Regions from separate parts of the Mus musculus genome. Here all the other regions are linked to region 2. The links are chromatin loops, found by intact Hi-C in ENCODE. Cell type or tissue: heart. All regions are shown on one strand. Each heading gives the region's core, and the rest is flanking DNA. Links, peaks and the distances in the headings are about the cores only.

What was found. Peaks named below come from ENCODE experiments on the same cell type or tissue, not always from the same donor. Only the 100,000 strongest peaks of a DNase experiment are listed, where the experiment ranks them.
Region 1: it touches region 2 in a loop (7-fold over the local background); 13 of 42 quality-filtered maps call a loop at or near these places.
Region 3: it touches region 2 in a loop (3-fold over the local background); 9 of 42 quality-filtered maps call a loop at or near these places.

The regions. Positions count from the first base shown.
Region 1 is chr13:12,470,235-12,477,324 of GRCm38, reverse strand. It overlaps Edaradd (EDAR (ectodysplasin-A receptor)-associated death domain), which reads left to right. Exons shown (of 6, transcript NM_133643.4): 6 at 1-6,116. Among named protein-coding and RNA genes, the nearest start is that of Lgals8, 12 kb to the right of the region's middle. In heart, for the core only: a CTCF peak has its summit at 3,371 (motif pointing left); a DNase peak (open chromatin) is centred at 3,410; H3K27me3 peaks cover 1,614 bases.
Region 2 is chr13:12,585,719-12,592,808 of GRCm38, reverse strand. Ero1b (endoplasmic reticulum oxidoreductase 1 beta) reads right to left here. Exons shown (of 16, transcript NM_026184.2): 7 at 1,928-2,048; 8 at 1,778-1,824. It also overlaps the pseudogene Gm25483. Among named protein-coding and RNA genes, the nearest start is that of Ero1b, 23 kb to the right of the region's middle. In heart, for the core only: a CTCF peak has its summit at 3,596 (motif pointing right); no DNase peak of the experiment used is centred there.
Region 3 is chr13:13,324,820-13,331,909 of GRCm38, reverse strand. It overlaps the pseudogene LOC115488269 and the pseudogene Gm18562. Among named protein-coding and RNA genes, the nearest start is that of Gm7040, 5.8 kb to the right of the region's middle. In heart, for the core only: a CTCF peak has its summit at 2,817 (motif pointing right); no DNase peak of the experiment used is centred there.

The DNA.
Region 1 (7,090 bases), core at 1,379-6,378, 120 kb after region 2:
CTGAGACTCTTTCTCCATGAACAATGTGCAGAGTGATTGAGGAAAACTTTCAACATCAACTTTGGAAGTCTATATGCACACACATGTACATGCACATCTGCATACATGTGCAACAACAACAACAACAAACACACACGCGCACATCTTTTAAAATGCCCTTTGGGAAGGCTGAGGACATGGGCCAATGAGCGCACACATAATAGCCAGACGTGGCAGCATGTGCCTGTAACTCCAGTACTGGGGAGCAAGGTCCAGGAACTCCCTGGCCAGCCAGATAGCCAAATTGGCAAGGTTTTTGTTCAGGGAGAGACCCTGTCTCAAAAAAGGAAAGTGAAGAATAACTAAGGAAGATACCTGAGGGACAACCTTTGACCTAAACACACACACACACATATACTTGCTTGTTATGCATGCCTTTAAAAAAAAAAAAAAAAAGCAGGGCCAGGACTCTACCACTGAGCGAGCTACACCTGCACCTCTGTTATTAATGGGTTTTATTTTTATGAGAACCCACAAAAAAAAAAAAAAAGCTGGGCATGGTGGTTTATACTTTTAACTCTGGCTAGGAGACAGGTGGATCCCTGGGGCTCCTCTGCCAGCCAGCCTAGCCTATGTGCTGAGCTACAAGCTGATGAGAGATCCTGTCTCAAAAAACCAAGGAGCAACATCAGAGTTGTTCTCTGGCTTCCCCATGCACATGTGCACGCAAGCTCGCAGGCCCATGTACATGTGCACCAATTAAAGTAAACAGAAAGGAAGAATGTATACTGGCTGTATAGCACAGAGATAGTAAGAGGAACGCAAAAGAAGGTGATTTTCTAAACCACTTTTTTTTTCTCATAACAGTTAGATTTCCCCTTAGGCGGTTGGTAGGTAAAGCCAGCTTCCCACACAGCGTGAACTCCAATCAACAACGTCTACAGTGAGACTTGCCCATCAGTTCTGGTTCACTGTTAATCACACCAGCGTCCACTTTATTGCCAGATATATTTAAAGTGGGAGCTGATGATTAAATGCAGACGTCCTAGTGTTTTTTAGATGTATTTGTATGAATGTTTTCCCTGTGTGCATGGTACCTGCAGTGGTTGAAAGGCGTCGGATCCCCTAGAACTGGAGTTGCAAATGTCTGTCCATCAATCTCCATGTGGGTGCTGGGAACACATCTGCAAGAGCAGCTAGTGCACCCAACGGCAGAGCCCGTCTCCCTAGCCCCTAGACGCAGATATTTTTATAAGTAGCTTCTCAGGAAAGTCAGATGTTGTGAGCATCATGAGCGTGATCTAGGCTTCTAGCAGAACCTGTGGGCATGTTGTGGGGAGCTCTAAACATTGCGCAGATGTGATTGGTTGCCTACTTTCTCATTAAGCTCTCCATGGCGTGATCTGGCTGGTTTTCACAGGGTCTCCTAGCCCAAGGTGCTCTCACTCTCATTCTGTAGCAGAGGATGGCCCAGAATTTCCGATCGCCTGCTTCTGCCTTCCAAGTGCTGGGCCACCACACGTGGTTTAGCTCTCACTTCTTAGAGCAGAGGCGACTGTAGGGAAACGAGAGGGGCTTTGGAAATCACTTTGCAGGAAGGAACTCAGAAGGTGAGGCTCAGAGATAGAGGAATGATGGAGCATTGGGAAATGCCAGCCCTAGCTTTCCAATGTATGCCAGAACTTGAGTTCCGTACATTACAAACATCCAGAGTGAGTACTGCTCATGACTGGCCTGGGGTAGCCAATCCTTTCACCCATCGCTTTCACAGGAAGTGTTTCACAGGAAGTAAGTGTTTCACAGGAAGTGTTTCACAGGAAGTGTTGCCAGTACTTCAGCCTCTACGCAACTGGTCAGGATGCAGCTCCAGAACACAGCTGTGCTTGTAAGTGTTCACTGAATTCACCTTCCGGGCATTGGGTCAAAACTGTGAAGCGGGGCTAGGGGGATGGCTCAGCACTTAAGAACACTTGCTGCTCTTGAGCTAAGTTTCAAGTACCCACATGGGGTGAGTCATGACTAGCTCCTGGGGATCCGACACCCTCTTCTAGTCTCCAAGGGCACTCGTACATACATGGCATACACTTACACACACACACACACACACACGCAAATCCCTAAAAGAATGTCAAGCTTGGCCTGAGAATGCAGCTCAGTTGTTAGAGTCCTTGCCTAGTGAGCCAAAGTTTGGTCCCCAGCATTGCATAAACCACTGTGATGATACACGTCCCACTTCCAGCACTCGGGGGTAGAAGTAGAGGATCAGAAATTCAAAGTTATCCTTAGCTACAACGTGAGTTTGAGGCCAGCCTTCCATATATGAGACCCTGCTTCAAAAAGAAAACAGAATGTCATGCAAGCCATGTGTGCTGCTCCGTGACTGTCACCCCAGCATTTACCTTGTGAGCGTTTCTAATTATAATAGGATCGTGAAATCAGCAGAGAAGTACTGAAAGATGTCCGGAAATTAACTCTGACTATAAGTGTAAGATGACTTGGATCTGTGTTGTACAAAGAAAGCCAAGGATTATTCTCAGCTACAGTACAAACCAGCTTATTGAAAGGTAGCTTATAGCCAGTGGGTTCTACTGAAACATAGATAGATACCCTGGAACTTCACAGAGGTGAGGCCAGGGGGGAGGAGGTCACTTTATGACCAACTGATTAATTATTGAAAGCTTAGTCATCACTTTTTAAATATTCGATCATTTTTAATCACATGTCTCTGTGTGAGGTGTGCACGTGAGTATAGGTGTTTGTAGAGACCTGAGGTGTCAGATTCCCCCAGAGACGGAGTTGCTAGACATGGGTGTTGGGAACTGAACTCATGTCCTCTATAAGAGTAGTGTGAGATCTTACCTGATGAGCCATTTCTCCACCCCATCATCATTAACCCTTAAGAGCTTTCTGTCCTGGACACCCATATTAAAGTGAACTGCTCGGGAATGAGGTTGGTTTCCTATTAAAATGTTGAAATCTGCTTAGCTATGTTTCCCAAAGTATTTTTCTTTAAGAGAAATTTCCATCTGTAAAGGTCTATGATGAGGCCATATATAGGATGCATTTTATTTGGGTGCAGTAGTGGAGAGTCAAACGAAAGGGAGGGACTCAAAGTCACACTGGACAGCCGTATACACAGGGACAGATGACACACTCCTGGGGACCCATACCAGAGTGTCGGGCAAAAACACGGCATGCAATATTAGCACAGTGAGGTTTTTTAATTAGTTAGGGCTTGAAGCTGTGCTAGGATGTCCAACCTGTGCCTCTTAAAACAAACAAACAAACAAACAAACACCTCTGTACAAAGTAGCCACCTACTTGTGTAGCACTTTGTAATAATACAGAAAATCTGGCCCTCCCGAACAGTAATTTATGTGATGCTGCCCCCTGCTGGAGGATACAGAGTCTGGCTTGGTTAGGCGCCTTCCAAGGAGGCCCCACTAAGACAGAAAGAGAAAGGGTATGTTTTCTCTGTGACTTGGCAGACGAAGGCACTATACAGTGATGGAGGCTCATGTCTCCAGGATGTGCCCAGCACAGTGGCCTGGTACTCATCTGTCAGCACTGATGCACTTGCCTCCTCGGGTCTCTTGGGTCTCTTCCTCTCCCAGTTAAGCACCCAAGGATGCTGGGATGCAGCAGTCTCATTTACACTACAAAAAGACGTGCTTCTAAAGACAGGATTAACAACAGAGGCCAAACAGATTTTTCTCTTCTGGCCTCTCCTATGTAAGGCAGTTAAGCAGATCTCATTTGGTTTTGAGCAAAGACTTTCCCCCAGGTCTTTTTTTTTTTTTTTTTTTTTAATCAACCCTATTGTCCCTGCTTTATAATTTCCCTCCCATTTGAAGCCGTGATATTGCTGTCTACACCACTTGCTCAGAGCGAGCTGTATGCATATCTCAAATCGTCTTCCTCCCCCGGCCAACAGTATTCCCCTCTCTGAGCTGGCAGCAAACATCTGCTTCGTGTTGCCACGTGTACACACAGAAACAACAATGCCATCGATGTAGCAATGCCAAACCACTCTGCCCCGGGTGCTACAAAACCAAAGGCAGAGAGAGGCACACACCTCCGGAAGCACACTGAGAGATATTTGCAGTTTTGTCGCCTGCCTGGGACTCAGACCCCACCCTGGGACTCCTGGGCCCTTGGTTATAGATGCACAAGGAAGGGGGGAATCTTAGCTTTGCTGTGTTTAGAGAGAATCAAAGCCAAGATGCTGGGCCGAGTGCTGGGGCTATTGAAGTCTCAGCATCAGTGGATGGAGCACCAGTGGGTTCCCAAGACCTAGACTTGAAGGACCTTGGTGGAACAGGGTGTGCTTCCTTCCGGAGGCTGTGGAGGGCTATGGCTCTGGGAGGGAATCCCTGGGTGGTCACGTGGACTGAAGACCCTGGAGTGGTCAGTGATACAACTGGAAATGAAATGATGGAACTGCCCAGATCTCTTGGACATGGAAGAGGATGTTGCATTTTGTGTGACCGTCCAGTCTGTCCTCTGCAGCATCCCTCTGGGAACTTACGCAGACATTTCAGCCTGCGAAGGCAAAGCTTCCGAAAGCCCTGCTTCCTCGGAATGCCATCCGTACACCTTGGTGCTATCCTTTTGAAACTGTCTACATTTTCACCTCCTCTGTGATTCTGTTTTTGGAAAGATTTTATAACTGTAATAATGGGTGCTACAACATTAAAGACTGATGTCAACTGCAGTTCTAGTGGGTGCCTCATTTTCTTGAAATGTATATGCATTTCTGGGAAGGGGCGTTTTGCATGTACGCGAATGCGTGTAGAGGCAGGAGGACACCCTTGGATGTCAGGCACACAAACATACCATTCACAGATTTTGAGACAAGGTCTGCCATTGGCCTAGAACTCATGAATTACACCAGGCTAGCTGGCCATGAGACCCAAGAGGTCTTCCTATGTCTGGCTCCTCAGTGTGAAAATAACAAGTGTTATTTGCTCAGCATTTTCACATAGGTTGTGTGTCCTCATGCTTGAATAAAAGGCACTTTCTTGACTGGGCCATCCCCTAATACCTACTTTGTATGGACTCTAGCATGGTCATCAGCTCATAGGTCCTGTAGCCCATCATCTATTTCTGTTACTTGAGTACTCTGTGGTTTTCTGAAATGAGTCCCAGATGCTGAAGATGCTGAGACAAACAGCCCAACCATTCACTCCAGGAGCTGTCGACAGACAGTCACTGCAGGTAAGGGCTGATAAGACTAGGGAATGTGGGCAAAGGTGGTCCAGGAATAGGCCCAAGATGCGCTGAGCAGGAGGAAAAGCGAGCAGTTAGCCTTCCGAGAGGGTCTCCAGTGTACTGTGTCTGTATGTGAAGGGTCATTTCACTATTCCTACCTGCTTCTCCCGACCCAGTCCATCCTCTAGGTATCTGTGGGTTGCCCTCTCTGACAGGAACACTTCAGACTCACCTGTTCCATGACTAATCCTCGCAGCTTCGTGACCTGCTGGAGTTTTCTGTGTCAATCATCTACCAGCAGCTTCAGCATCCTTAAGACTCTTCTTCCTGGTCTATTTCCCTCTTTGGGCTGTTTTTGTTATCACTGTCTCTGTGTATGGGGTGTGTGTGTGTGTGGTACATACAAGAACACAGATATACATGAGAGTACATAGTATGGGGGTATACATGCCTGTGGAAGTTACTGGCCAATCTCCAGTTCTCCAGCATCTCCTCTGGTGCCACCCACCTTGATTTTTTTTGAGACAGGATCTCTCTCTGGCTTGGTTCTCAGGTTTTGGACTGAGGTGACTGGCTAGCAAGCCACACACACACACACACACACACACACACACGGATGCCCATGTTTGCCTAGAGTCACTAGGATCCCCACATCTCTCCACGCAGTGTATCTAGCTGCTCTGTGTTGGAAACTGCCCCTTTCAATTCACTTCGCTCCACATCTCATCTTTCACGCACGCGACTGCTCGAGCCACCCAGAATCAAAACCAAACAAGTTGTTACCTGCTTGAATTCCTCGTTCTGCCATCTCATCCAAACATAACCATCTCTGTCAGTTTAAACGAGGAGACTCTTTGTGACTCTACCTTGAAATTATCATGGCATTTGAAAATAGCATTAGCAATAAAGTCTTATCATGGCTACTTAATTGCCGTTCAAAAACTCAATATAAATTGAAACTTAAAAACACTCAAGGAAAAAAAATGCAGTCTGAGCTAAACATGGCCAGAAGTCTGTTCAAATCCATGATGATCCACCTCTGGTTCTACTCCTGAAAACAGACAGTTCTTTTACACCACACTTGACAGAAAACACATAACCGACATTGTTTTACCTGTTCCTGGCAAAGTCTCTGAACTGGGAACAAGTGGGTAATCAAGGAGATGGTGAGTTAATGCTTAGATACCAGCTTGGGAAGATTTCAGAGGAGATGGGGCCAGATTCCTTCACGCACCATTCAAGCAACTGTCAACTCTAGAGAGCCAATTCCTTGTTGCTCCCAAGGAGCTAGTCCAGGGAGATCCCGGCCCAGGGCTGCCCCAACACACCTCCCCAGAATTATCAAGTCACAGCTTGTTTTCCTAGGCAGGTTTCACCTGTTGCAACCAGTAAAGAGACACTTTGAAAAATGCATGCCAGTATGTTTGCACTAGAAAGATTTTTAAGAAATACTAACTTAGGGCAGTGAAATGGCTCAGTGAGTGAAGGTACTTACCACCAGGCAGGATAAACTGAGTTCAAGCCCCAGGACTCAGTTGGTGAGAGGAGAGAGTCAATTCCCACAAGTTGTTCTCTGAGCTCCACATAGGTACTGTGGCATGCAGGTGTGAAATACATAAGCATTAAAAGTCATTGAAGTCATTAAAAAAATACTAACTCTATGCTGAATGTCTTAAAATGTCAGTAACTTCATAAAAAGACTCCTCAGAACTGTACCTCCAATGACATGTGTGTGTGTGAGACTGTGTGCACACATACGAGCATGCCTGCATGCATGCAGGTACACAGGGTAAAGATGATTAATCCTGGAGGACCCTCCTTCCCCCAGCAACTCTTTCTCTAGAAGGCTCTGCCTCCCAAAGGCTCCACAATCTCTCCAAAGATTGCCACTACCTGGAGA
Region 2 (7,090 bases), core at 1,391-6,390:
ACAGCACAGTTTATTTCTCAGGAAAAGGTTCTGTTGCTTAAAACCTTTGGGAAAAACAGAGGCCTAGAGATGACACTGCTTCAGGAATAGAGTGGATGAAACTGTATCCCGAGCAGGCAGAGCCCTCCATGTCAGTCAAGAACCCACCAATACCATCAGCCACAGTGGCAGGCTTCCTTGAGCAGCAGCAGAGCTGTGCCTACTCTCACTGCCTGGGCCTGCCTTTGAAAGTTTGTCCCAGCTTTTTTCTTCCATCTTCTCTTTGTTGATTTCTTTCCCCTCTTCCTCTGTCCAGCAGTTTCTTGTCTAATTTATGGTAAATGGAAACAAAGTGTTTCTTTGTATCTGGCATCTTTTATTTAAAAATAAATTGTATTTTCTTCTTTGAAACAGAGTAACCACAGGAAAGGTCAGAAGAAATGTCTTCCTTAACTGTGAAGGGGACAGACAGGCAGGGATGGCCTCTTGTCCTTTAGATAGCTTCTCCAGTGTCTCGATTTTTCTAACATTTTGTGTAATTAAGACATTGAAGTTGAAAACCAAAGTTATGATGTAAAAGCAGCAAAAGACACAAAAAAATAAGTTCATAATCCCAACCTTACCAGGCAGTTTCAGAACTAGCTTGGAGAATAGCATTTTGCCTAGATACAGCCAGCATTTAAAAGCAATGCCTATGTTCAATTATTCCACATCTATTTGGGCCTCAGGCCAGAAGGTACAAATCTTCAAAGGAATTTCCACTTTTTGTCTCAGTCCTGACCTGAACTCTGGACTGGGAGGTCAGCTACAGGGCCAGTCTTAGGTCTTTGCTATTCGTAGATGAGAGGATGACAATGTCCCAACTACAACATGCTACACCATCTGAACGGCACAGTGGCTACTATGTACCTGAAAGAGATGTTTTTAGAGGTGTGCCTGGGCACTACAACCTCAGTGTCACATGCTGTAGGCCAAGAGTTCTGCCTAAACATGCAAGTTCTTACATGATGACAATGGCAGATGGCACTGCCACCACATTTACATCAAGTGAACTAAACTTAAAACGCAAAACTATAATTCAGGCTCACACTAACCTCAGAAACAGCTAATGGCCAGCTGCTAACTGGCCACTTTGTGGAGCAGTGCAGAGGCTGGAACAGTATGAGGGCAGCCAGACTGCCTACATTCCCATCACCCTCTCTGTACAGAGCATGGTCCATAGGTAAGTACCCCAGGCAGCACAAAGAGTGTGTTAGATAGGGCTCTGGTGTGACACAGCCCCTGTGTTGTGTGCTCACCTGGCTCCCAGGTAACCTGCGTGCACTGTGGAGGAAGCTGTGATGAGCCCCTGACTCTCCACCTTGGCTGCACTTAACCAACTAGGATATTGTTTCTCAGCCTGTGGGTCATGAGCTCTTTGGGGTTGAATGACCTTTCACAGGTATCACCTAAGACCATCAGAAAGTACAGATATTTACACTATAATTTATAACCATAGCAAATTTGCAGTTATGAAGTAGCAACAAAGATACTTTTATGGTTGGGGTCACCACAACATGAGGAACTCTATTAAAAGGTTCCAGCATTAGGAAGGCTGAGAGTCATGAAACTAGTGTTTAAAAACATGGGGGCAGGGTCCTCACTCTCTGTAGGGCAGGACCTGGCCTCTAGAGCTTAAATTTCTCAAGAAATCTAGGGTATGCATAGACCATTCATATCACTAAAATTAAGCCAAATATAAAATTGTCACTTTGTTTTTCTTCAATTTGAAAAAGCATGGAATGTATGGAAAACCCACCTCTGCTGGGCGCCAAAGGATTTAAAGGACGATAAACAGATCGAGGCCTGAAGAAGAGCACAAAACCGAGCTGTAAAATGGTTTAACGTACATGTGGTACCTTTTACAACACAAACAAGACCCGCCTCTCCTACTCCGGCCCTCAATTACTTGAAGCAGTTTTCTTCATAGATGCTGTTCCACACCCTCCATGCTGAGGAGCCCTTGTAGCCAGTGTACCGTTCCGGGTTCAGCAGCAGGTCCACATACTGTGCAGCAGGAGACCGCTCATCTGTCAGGAGCAAATGGTAAGCCACAGGACAATGACTCTCCAACCAGAGAAGTTCCTGGGTCAAGTCCACTCCACCTCACACGGTTGGGTGCTTAGTCCCTGTGACCACCCTTGACCCTGAATGTGTAGCACTTGGACAAATTACTCAAGAGGGAAAAGAACAACTCCTTCCTTTCTTTGGTTCCTCAAAGTTCACTCAGGGAATGTAACATTCTCCACCTTAGTTATAACCATCCAGGAATAAAAAGAAATAACAGAATCAGATTTAACCACACAGGAGTAAAAAGAAATGAATCAGATTCATGTCATTTCTTTCTATAATTTATCTATCTCAACATAGACTCAAACACTATTTTTTGTTTGTTTTTTCGAGACGGGGTTTCTCCTTCTAGCCCTGGCTGTCCTGGAACTCACTCTGTAGACCAGGCTGGCCTCGAACTCAGAAATCCACCTGCCTCTGCCTCCCAAGTGCTGGGATTAAAGGTAACACCACCACTGCCTGGCTCAGAAACATTATTTTGTTCCATCTTGTATTACAAAGATTTTTCCATTATTCTCTACAGAATAATTTGGTCTTTAAACTTCCTCTTCCTTTTCTACTTGGCAATGTATTTTTCTGTCTCTTTAACAAGATGCATCAGATATTCATTGACTGTTGTCCCCATAATCACAGGGAAACCCGGCAACCCGGCCCATGCCCTACAAGGACTACCTGCTGCTATCGTGATGTAGGAGGATAAAAAGGTAACCATAAATTGTCCTATTAAATGGATTGAATACAACAGAGATAATGGAAACATGATTTTACAGAATGCAAGATCTTATCTCTAATCCTAGTCACAAAGACACAGGAAACAAGTTACAATTGAATATACAAAAACTCACAAGAAGTTTAATTTGACTTGAAGCCATTAATTTTAAAAATTCTAATAAAAAATAAAAGTTCAAATCATGAGGGTTTTTTTAAAAGACTGTTTCCTGCATGGTTTGTCTCCTCAGTCATTGCCCATGGGACTCTGAGAAGTCGTAGGAATACACGGGCACAGACTCAAGCCCAGCTCCAGCACTGTGGAAAGGGACCGTGCATCAGTGGGCAGCGGGTGCCCTATACTCCACACCAGCCACTAGGACAGAGCCCGGGGAGAGTGCGGTAGAGGATTTTTTTTAAGCATTGTTTTGTAGGGTAAGGATGCAGGAAGCAGCTACGTGAGATACTTGTGAAGCTCTGGTTTTTACTACCTTTACGCAATCACAAACCTTAAGCGGAAAAAAGGATGTATATGGATATACACACACACACACACATATGTATAATATTGTGATTAAACAATATGTTAAAATGTACTATTTAGTTTCTATTTTTTCCAGAGTAATAAAAAGACAATTTTACTGAGCACACTTCAGGGAGCAGAGGCCTGGGCAGGAACAGAATGGCTTTCTCATTTTATTTCTAATTTCTGTGTCATTCATCTTTAAAACCTTACATATGGGTATTTTGCCTACATGTATGCTTCTGTACCACATCGTGCAGTTCCAACAAAGGCCAAAGGAGGGCGCCAGATCCCCTGCAGCTGGAGTTACAGACAGCTGTGAGCGGCCATCTAGGTTCTAGAAATTGAACCCAGGTCTTCAGTAAGAGCAGCCATTAACTGCTGAGCCATGTCTCTAGCATCAGTTACATATTTTTAATTCTTTGAGCTATTTTTTAAACTCTGTAAAGCAGATTTGGTTATAAATAAAACTTCTTGAATATCACTGAATGTCATTAATGTATTCTCTGATATATATATATATATGCATATGTATAGACATATATTCATTTTAAATATATGCATGTATATATTTATACACATATATTCTTATATATCATGGGCAGGGTCTGCTATGAGTGTGTAGGTAGGACTTGCACCAGTCTCCTTACCACAGAAAACCCATTCAACAACTATAAAGAAAAGGTATTTACTGAAAAGCCCTGTCCAGCCCTGCCCTACACTGATGACATCAAACCATGACGATTTACAATATATTTTAGTGGGTCAGCAATGTAGCTCAATGAAACCATACTTGCCTAGCATGTGTGGTTGATACTCAGCACCACGAATGTGTACACCCACACTCAAATCATCTAAGAACTTTAAGGAAGTTTAAAAAAAAAAGTGTATAAGCAATTATATCAAGTTTTTTTTTAACTCATTAAATAAAATTTTTGTTCTCGGTTTTCTTTCAGTTAAAACATCTTTTAATACTTTTTTCAAATCACAAAAGGGTAGGATTTGTTAGCTCACGTAAGGGAGCTGGCAAGCTACCCACGCGCCTCACGTGGCTGCTGCTGGGAGGGAGGGGTGGTGGTCACGGGCTGCTTTCACATCACCCTGGCAGCACTGAGAGAGTGCCACAGAGATGGGGGTCTACAAAACCCTAAGATTTCTATTTGGTATTTACTGAAAAGCCCCGCCCTACACTGATGAGGACTGCCTTCTCTCCAGAGTGAGTGATGCAGCAAGTTCCCACAGTGGTGCTGAGGCCGGCCATTCTCCACCCAGGTCTGCTAGGACATTGATCCTACCTAATTCTCACTGGCTTATAATCCCTATGCCCCTCTCCCTGGAAGTTTTCTTCCTCCTACAAAGCTATCTTTTCTATTTTGCCACGCTAACTATTATCTAAGGATCCAGAGATTGGGATTCTGCCCTTCGTAATTTTGCAAATTTATCAGACTGGATTAATATGTCCTCCCTCAAATGTAGCGTTGTTCCAAATGAATTTTTCTTTAACTGTCCTAACTTAGTAGCAGTGGTATGAGGTTTCACCTCATTTTCTAGTGTACCAAACACAACCCAGGCACTTTCTTAAAACACAGTGTAACATTGGGTCAGCTCACAGTGAGTGCAGACTTGTTGCATACGTTACAGATTTAAACATGTTAAGGTTCTTGGTTGAGCTTATAAGTCCATTGCCAATCTTATCTAATTTGTTCCAAATTCGCTATAAAAGCATGGTCTGCACACTTGAGGAGGATCCATAGTTTATGAAGTTCAAGTAATCGTAACAGCCAGATTTGGAAACGATTACTTTGAACAGTGTTTTCAAATTATTAATGAACACGCCCTGCCCATCACCCTATTTAGGCCAATTGTTCATTTAGCCGAGTATTCATTAAGGACTTCCATGTCCACATACGAGTCTGGACATTACATCTCTGAGTCAAAGACCAAGCTCTTGTCCACAGGTATATCAGTCTAACTGAAGAAGGCAGACAGCACACAAACAAAACCTCCTGGGTAACAGGCTGTAGGTACATGTTGGAAAGTGGGCTGGGCAGAAACCACCAGTGTGGGGCCTGGGGGAAACAGGTGACATCTGAGCAGAAATATGAACGGAGGGAAGCAACTAGCTGTGTATAATGCTAGCAGGGGAACAGAGAGAGCCCCCGAGTTAGTGGGTATTAAACCACAAAAGTACTGAAAACCTACTTCTTGACCTATAGCATTCTCTTCCTTCCACACAGAGAAAGAAACACCACTAAGACATCAGAAACAGGTGCATGCAAGTATTTTCATGAATACACTTGAGTGAATATTCTTGAGGTTTTAATTTTAATCCACTGACATTAATACAACAGGCACATCTAAACAACAATCCTGGATCCTGGCAACAATGACAAATGACAGGTAAACATCACTGGGGCACAGGTGGACACTGCTATTCAGAGTAAGAGTATGCAGCATAGCTTCATATGCATAAAGTTATATAAAAGCCATAAGTGTTTCAAGTTCATAATCTTAAATCTTAAAGTAGAGCTAGGGAGGTGTCTCAGTGGATAAGCCACTTGTCCTGAAAGCATAAGGACCAGAGTTGGTGTCCCAAAAGAACCAGGTAAATGTTTGACAGGAATGGTGGCCACCTATATAACTCCAGCATGCCAGAGGCAGAACTAGGGCCTCTCAGAGCAAGGAGGCTAGAGCAGCTATAGTAAGAGAGCTACTGGGCTCTAAAGACCTGCCTAAATAAATATACTCACAAGACATACCTTCCATATGTACAATTTAAGAAACCAATGTGGGGTTTGGCTTTTTGTTTTTTGTTTTTATTTTTTCTTTGGTTTGATTGTTTTTTTTCAAGACAGAGTTTCTTTGAATATCTCTGGCTGTCCTGGAATTTACTTAGTAGAGTAGGCTAACCTCAAAAAGAGATCTGCCTGTCTTTGTCTCTCAAAGGTGTATGCCAGCAAGTCCTGTGAAAACAGTATTTAAAACAAACAAACAAACAAACAAAAACTGGTTAAAATGATCACGGTGGCTGTGGTGGTTTGAACAGGAATGGCCCCCGTAGGTTCATATATGTAAATGCTTAGTTGTTACGAAGTAGTGCTACTTAAGAGGGATTCGGTGGATGGCTTTGTTGGAGGAAGTGTGTCACTGGAGGTGAGCTTTGAGGTTTCAAGGGCCCAATGAGGCCCAGTGGTACTCTCTCTTCTTGTCGCTTTTGGACCCAGATGTAGAACTCTCAGCTACCATGTCTGCCTGCTTGCTGTCATGTTCCCCACCATGTGGATAACTGACTGACTAAACCTTTGAAACTGTAAGCAAACCCCAACTAAAGGTTTTCTTTTTATAAGAGTTGTCATGATCGAGGTGTCTCTTCACAGCAATAAAACACCGACTAAGACAGTGCCACATACCTTTCCTAGCACTCAGGCGGCAGAGGCAGGTGGATCTCTAAGACTTCAAAGCTAATCTGTTCTATATAATGAGTTCCAAGGTAGTCAGGGCAAAATAGAGATAATCTGTCTTCAAAACAAAACAAATAAATAAACAAAAAAACCAAACAAGTGCTGGGTGGTGGTGCACACTTTTAATCCCAGCACTTGGGAGGGAGAGGCAGGCAGATCTCAAGTTCAAAGCCAGCCTGGTCTATAGAGCGAGTTTCAGGACATCCAGAGCTATACAGAAACCCTATCTCAACAAAACAAAACAAAAACCAAAAAAAATTGTTAACACTATATTACAGGTTATCTAATATGTCAACTTCTGTGTTAACAA
Region 3 (7,090 bases), core at 826-5,825, 740 kb before region 2:
CTGGGAGGTCAGCTACAGGGCCAGTCTTAGGTCTTTGCTATTCGTAGATGAGAGGATGACAATGTCCCCACTAACTACAACATGCTACACCATCTGAACAGCACAGTGGCTACTATGTACCTGAAAGAGATGTTTTTAGAGGTGTGCCTGGGCACTACAACCTCAGTGTCACATGCTGTAGGCCAAGAGTTCTGCCTAAACATGAAAGTTCTTACATGATGACAATGGCAGATGGCACTGCCACCACATTTACATCAAGTGAACTAAACTTAAAACGCAAAACTATAATTCAGGCTCACACTAACCACTGGCCAGCTGCTAACTGGCCACTTTGTGGAGCAGTGCAGAGGCTGGAGCAGTATGAGGGCAGCCAGACTGCCTACATTCCCATCACCCTCTCTGTACAGAGCATGGTCCATAGGTAAGTACCCCAGGCAGCACAAAGAGTGTGTTAGATAGGGCTCTGGTGTGACACAGCCCCTGTGTTGTGTGCTCACCTGGCTCCCAGGTAACCTGCGTGCACTGTGGAGGAAGCTGTGATGAGCCCCTGACTCTCCACCTTGGCTGCACTTAACCAACTAGGATATTGTTTCTCAGCCTGTGGGTCATGAGCTCTTTGGGGTTGAATGACCTTTCACAGGTATCACCTAAGACCATCAGAAAGTACAGATATTTACACTATAATTTATAACCATAGCAAATTTGCAGTTATGAAGTAGCAACAAAGATACTTTTATGGTTGGGGTCACCACAACATGAGGAACTCTATTAAAAGGTTCCAGCATTAGGAAGGCTGAGAGTCATGAAACTAGTGTTTAAAAACATGGGGGCAGGGTCCTCACTCTCTGTAGGGCAGGACCTGGCCTCTAGAGCTTAAATTTCTCAAGAAATCTAGGGTATGCATAGACCATTCATATCACTAAAATTAAGCCAAATATAAAATTGTCACTTTGTTTTTCTTCAATTTGAAAAAGCATGGAATGTATGGAAAACCCACCTCTGCTGGGCGCCAAAGGATTTAAAGGACGATAAACAGATCGAGGCCTGAAGAAGAGCACAAAACCGAGCTGTAAAATGGTTTAACGTACATGTGGTACCTTTTACAACACAAACAAGACCCGCCTCTCCTACTCCGGCCCTCAATTACTTGAAGCAGTTTTCTTCATAGATGCTGTTCCACACCCTCCATGCTGAGGAGCCCTTGTAGCCAGTGTACCGTTCCGGGTTCAGCAGCAGGTCCACATACTGTGCAGCAGGAGACCGCTCATCTGTCAGGAGCAAATGGTAAGCCACAGGACAATGACTCTCCAACCAGAGAAGTTCCTGGGTCAAGTCCACTCCACCTCACACGGTTGGGTGCTTAGTCCCTGTGACCACCCTTGACCCTGAATGTGTAGCACTTGGACAAATTACTCAAGAGGGAAAAGAACAACTCCTTCCTTTCTTTGGTTCCTCAAAGTTCACTCAGGGAATGTAACATTCTCCACCTTAGTTATAACCATCCAGGAATAAAAAGAAATAACAGAATCAGATTTAACCACATAGGAGTAAAAAGAAATGAATCAGATTTATGTCATTTCTTTCTATAATTTATCTATCTCAACATAGACTCAAACACTATTTTTTGTTTGTTTTTTCGAGACGGGGTTTCTCCTTCTAGCCCTGACTGTCCTGGAACTCACTCTGTAGACCAGGCTGGCCTCGAACTCAGAAATCCACCTGCCTCTGCCTCCCAAGTGCTGGGATTAAAGGTAACACCACCACTGCCTGGCTCAGAAACATTATTTTGTTCCATCTTGTATTACAAAGATTTTTCCATTATTCTCTACAGAATAATTTGGTCTTTAAACTTCCTCTTCCTTTTCTACTTGGTAATGTATTTTTCTGTCACTTTAACAAGATGCATCAGATATTCATTGACTGTTGTCCCCATAATCACAGGGAAACCCGGCAACCCGGCCCATGCCCTACAAGGACTACCTGCTGCTATCGTGATGTAGGAGGATAAAAAGGTAACCATAAATTGTCCTATTAAATGGATTGAATACAACAGAGATAATGGAAACATGATTTTACAGAATGCAAGATCTTATCTCTAATCCTAGTCACAAAGACACAGGAAACAAGTTACAATTGAATATACAAAAACTCACAAGAAGTTTAATTTGACTTGAAGCCATTAATTTTAAAAATTCTAATAAAAAATAAAAGTTCAAATCATGAGGGTTTTTTTGTAAAGACTGTTTCCCACATGGTTTGTTTCCTCAGTCATTGCCCATGGGACTCTGAGAAGTCGTAGGAATACACGGGCACAGACTCAAGCCCAGCTCCAGTACTGTGGAAAGGGACCGTGCATCAGTGGGCAGCGGGTGCCCTATACGCCATACCAGCCACCAGGACAGAGCCCGGGGAGAGGGCGGTAGGGGATTTTTTTTTTAAAGCATTGTTTTGTAGGGGTAAGGATGCAGGAAGCAGCTAAGTGAGATACTTGTGAAGCTCTGGTTTTTACTACCTTTAAGCAAACACAAACCTTAAGAGGAAAAAGGATATATATGGATATATATATACACACACACACGTGTATGATAGTGTGATTAAACGGTATGTTAAAATGTACTATTTAGTTTCTATTTTTTCCAGAGTAATAAAAAGACAATTTTGCTGAGCACACTTCAAGGGAGCAGAGGCCTGGGCAGGAACAGAATGGCCTTCTCATTTTATTTCTAATTTCTGTATCATTCATCTTTAAAACCTTACATATGGGTATTTTGCCTAGATGTATGCTTCTGTACCACATCGTGCAGTTCCAACAAAGGCCAAAAGAGGGCGCCAGATCCCCTGCAGCTGGAGTTATAGAGAGCTGTGAGTGGCCATCTAGGTTCTAGAAATTGAATCCAGGTCCTCAGTAAGAGCAGCCATTAACTGCTGAGCATGTCTCTAACATCAGTTACATATTTTTAATTCTTTGAGCTATTTTTTTAAACTCTGTAAAGCAGATTTGGTTATAAATAAAACTTCTTGAATATCACTGAATGTCATTAATGTATTCTGATATAATATGCATATGTATAGACATATATTCATTTTAAATATATGCATATATGTATTTATACACATATATTCTTATATATAATGTGCAGGGTCTGCTATGAGTGTGTAGGTAGGACTTGCACCAATCTCCTTACCACAGAAAACCCATTCAACAACTATGAAGAAAAGGTATTTACTGAAAAGCCCTGTCCAGCCCTGCCCTACACTGATGACATCAAACCATGACGATTTACAATATATTTTAGTGGGTCAGCAATGTAGCTCAATGAAACCATACTTGCCTAGCATGTGTGGTTGATACTCAGCACCACGAATGTGTACACCCACACTCAAATCATCTAAGAACTTTAAGGAAGTTAAAAAAAAAAGTGTATAAGCAATTATATCAAGTTTTTTTTAACTCATTAAATAAAATTTTTGTTCTCGGTTTTCTTTCAGTTAAAACATCTTTTAATACTTTTTTCAAATCACAAAAGGGTAGGATTTGTTAGCTCACGTAAGGGAGCTGGCAAGCTACCCATGCGCCTCACGTGGCTGCTGCTGGGAGGGAGGGGTGGTGGTCACGGGCTGCTTTCACATCACCCTGGCAGCACTGAGAGAGTGCCACAGAGATGGGGGTCTACAAAACCCTAAGATTTCTATTTGGTATTTACTGGAAAGCCCTGCCCTACACTGATGAGGACTGCCTTCTTCCAGAGTGAGTGATGCAGCAAGTTCCCACAGTGGTGCTGAGGCCATTCTCCACCCAGGTCTGCTAGGACATTGATCCTACCTAATTCTCACTGGCTTATAATCCCTATGCCCCTCTCCCTGGAAGTTTTCTTCCTCCTACAAAGCTATCTTTTCTATTTTGCCACGCTAACTATTATCTAAGGATCCAGAGATTGGGATTCTGCCCTTCCTAATTTTGCAAATTTATCAAATTGGATTTTACATATTTTTAATTCTTTGAGCTATTTTTTAAACTCTGTAAAGCAGATTTGGTTATACATAAAACTTAATATGTCTTGCCATAAATGTAGCGTAGTTCCAAATGAATTTTTCTTTGTCCTAATTTAGTAGCAGTGGTATGAGGTTTCACCTCATTTTCTAGTGTACCAAACACAACCCAGGCACTTTCTTAAAACACAGTGTAACATTGGGTCAGCTCACAGTGAGTGCAGACTTGTTGCATACGTTACAGATTTAAACATGTTAAGGTTCTTGGTTGAGCTTATAAGTCCATTGCCAATCTTATCTAATTTGTTCCAAATTCGCTATAAAAGCATAGTCTGCACACTTGAGGAGGATCCATAGTTTATAAAGTTCAAGTAATCGTAACAGGCAGATTTGGAAACGATTACTTTGAACAGTGTTTTCAAATTATTAATGAACACGCCCTGCCCATCACACTATTTAGGCCAATTGTTCATTTAGCCGAGTATTCATTAAGGACTTCCATGTCCACATACGAGTCTGGACATTACATCTCTGAGTCAAAGACCAAGCTCTTGTCCACAGGTATATCAGTCTAACTGAAGAAGGCAGACAGCACACAAACAAAACCTCCTGGGTAACAGGCTGTAGGTACATGTTGGAAAGTGGGCTGGGCAGAAACCACCAGTGTGGGGCCTGGGGGAAACAGGTGACATCTGAGCAGAAGTATGAACGGAGGGAAGCAGCCAGCTGTGTATAATGCTAGCAGGGGAACAGAGAGAGCCCCCGAGTTAGTGGGTATTAAACCACAAAAGTACTGAAAACCTACTTCTTCACCTATAGCATTCTCTTCCTTCCACACAGAGAAAGTCACACCAATAAGACATCAGAAACAGGTGCATGCAAGTATTTTCATGAATACACTTGAGTGAATATTCTTGAGGTTTTAATTTTAATCCACTGACATTAATACAACAGGCACATCTAAACAACAATCCTGGATCCTGGCAACAATGACAAATAATAGGTAAACATCACTGGGGCACAGGTGGACACTGCTATTCAGAGTAACAGTATGCAGCATAGCTTCATTTGCATAAAGTTATATAAAAGCCATAAGTGTTTCAAATTCATAATCTTAAATCTTAAAGTAGAGCTAGGGAGATGTCTCAGTGGATAAGACACTTGTCCTGAAAGCATAAGGACCACAGTTGGTGTCCCAAGAGAACCAGGTAAATGTTTGACAGGAATGGTGGCCACCTATATAACTCCAGCATGCCGGAGGCAGAACTAGGGCCTCTCAGAGCAAGGAGGCTAGAGTAGCTATAGTAAGAGAGCTACTGGGCTCTAAAGACCTGCCTAAATAAATATACTCACAAGACATACCTTCCATATGTACAATTTAAGAAACCAATGTGGGGTTTGCTTTTTGTTTTGATTTTTTCTTTGGTTTGATTGGTTTTTCAAGACAGAGTTTCTTTGAATAGCTCTGGCTGTCCTGGAATTTACTTAGTAGAGTAGGCTAACCTCAAAAAGAGACCTGCCTGTCTTTGCCTCTCAAAGGTGTGTGCCAGCAAGTCCTGTGAAAACAGTATTTAAAAAAACAAAAACTGGTTAAAATGGTCACGGTGGCTGTGGTGGTTTGAACAGGAATGGCCTCCGTAGGTTCATATATGTAAATGCTTAGTCGTTACGAAGTAGTGCTACTTAAGAGGGATTAGGTGGATGGCTTTGTTGGAGGAAGTGTGTCACTGGAGGTGAGCTTTGAGGTTTCAAGGGCCCAGTGAGGGCCCAGTGGTACTCTCTCTTGTTGCCTTTGGACCCAGATGTAGAACTCTCAGCTACTGTTTCTGCCTGCTTGCTGTCATGTTCCCCACCAAGTGGATAACTGACTGACTAAACCTTTGAAACTGTAAGCAAACCCAAACTAAAGGTTTTCTTTTTGTAAGAGTTGTCATGATCTAGGTGTCTCTTCACAGCAATAAAACACCGACTAAGACAGTGCCACATACCTTTCCTAGCACTCAGGAGGCAGAGGCAGGTGGATCTCTAAGACTTCAAAGCTAATCTGTTCTATATAATGAGTTCCAAGGTAGTCAGGGCAAAATAGAGATAATCTGTCTTCAAAACAAAACAAACAAACAAAAAAACCAAACAAGTGCTGGGTGGTGGTGCACACTTTTAATCCCAGCACTTGGGAGGGAGAGGCAGGCAGATCTCAAGTTCAAAGCCAGCCTAGTCTATAGAGCGAGTTTCAGGACGTCCAGAGCTATACAGAAACCCTATCTCAACAAAACAAAACAAAAAACAAAAAAAATTGTCAACACTATATTACAGGTTATCTAATATGTCAACTTCTGTGTTAATAATCATCCTGCAGACTGATAGGATACTGGTATTGGAAGTGAGCTATTTTTTTTTAACCCCATGTATGGAGTGTGTGTGCGCGCATGTCACAGCATGCATGTAGGGATCAGAGGGCAGTTGTGGTTGTCTGTCCTTGCCTTATACTTTGAGGTAAGATCTCTTGCTATTCACTATGTCCAGCTTTACATAGTTGCTGAGGATTCAAACCCAGATCCCTGGGCTTGCAAGGCAAGCGCTTTACCCACCAAGTCATATTGCCAACCCTGAGAATTCCATGAAATGCCTATTTTGAGTGTAATATATATTCATAGAATACATTAATATGAAAGTCTCCGTGCTTAATTTTTAACTGAAAGAAGTGATGATAGTAGGGTTTTTTTGTTTGGCTCATCTTTTAAGATGAGGCTCTTACGTAGCTAGACTAACTGTAGCCAAGGTTGACTTTGGGGTCTTGATCCTCTCTCCTCCTCCACATCTCAAGTACAGAGATCACAGGCATGAGTTGTGGCACTCAGCATACTTGAGTTGTCAACCGGAGCAAATGAAAGAATAGTGACATAAAATAAACAACTACTTGAGGTATTTCCACTCAAATAGAGATGACACAGCCACAGAAAGTGTCTCTAACAAAACCACCTACTCTAAGCCTCACAATGGGGACATTTCACATTGCTCTGATTCTATACTGGTATATCCAGTCATGGGAACACTCTAGCTCTCAGCTCTCATCTTGATTCTGCTACAGCAGAAGCCCTCT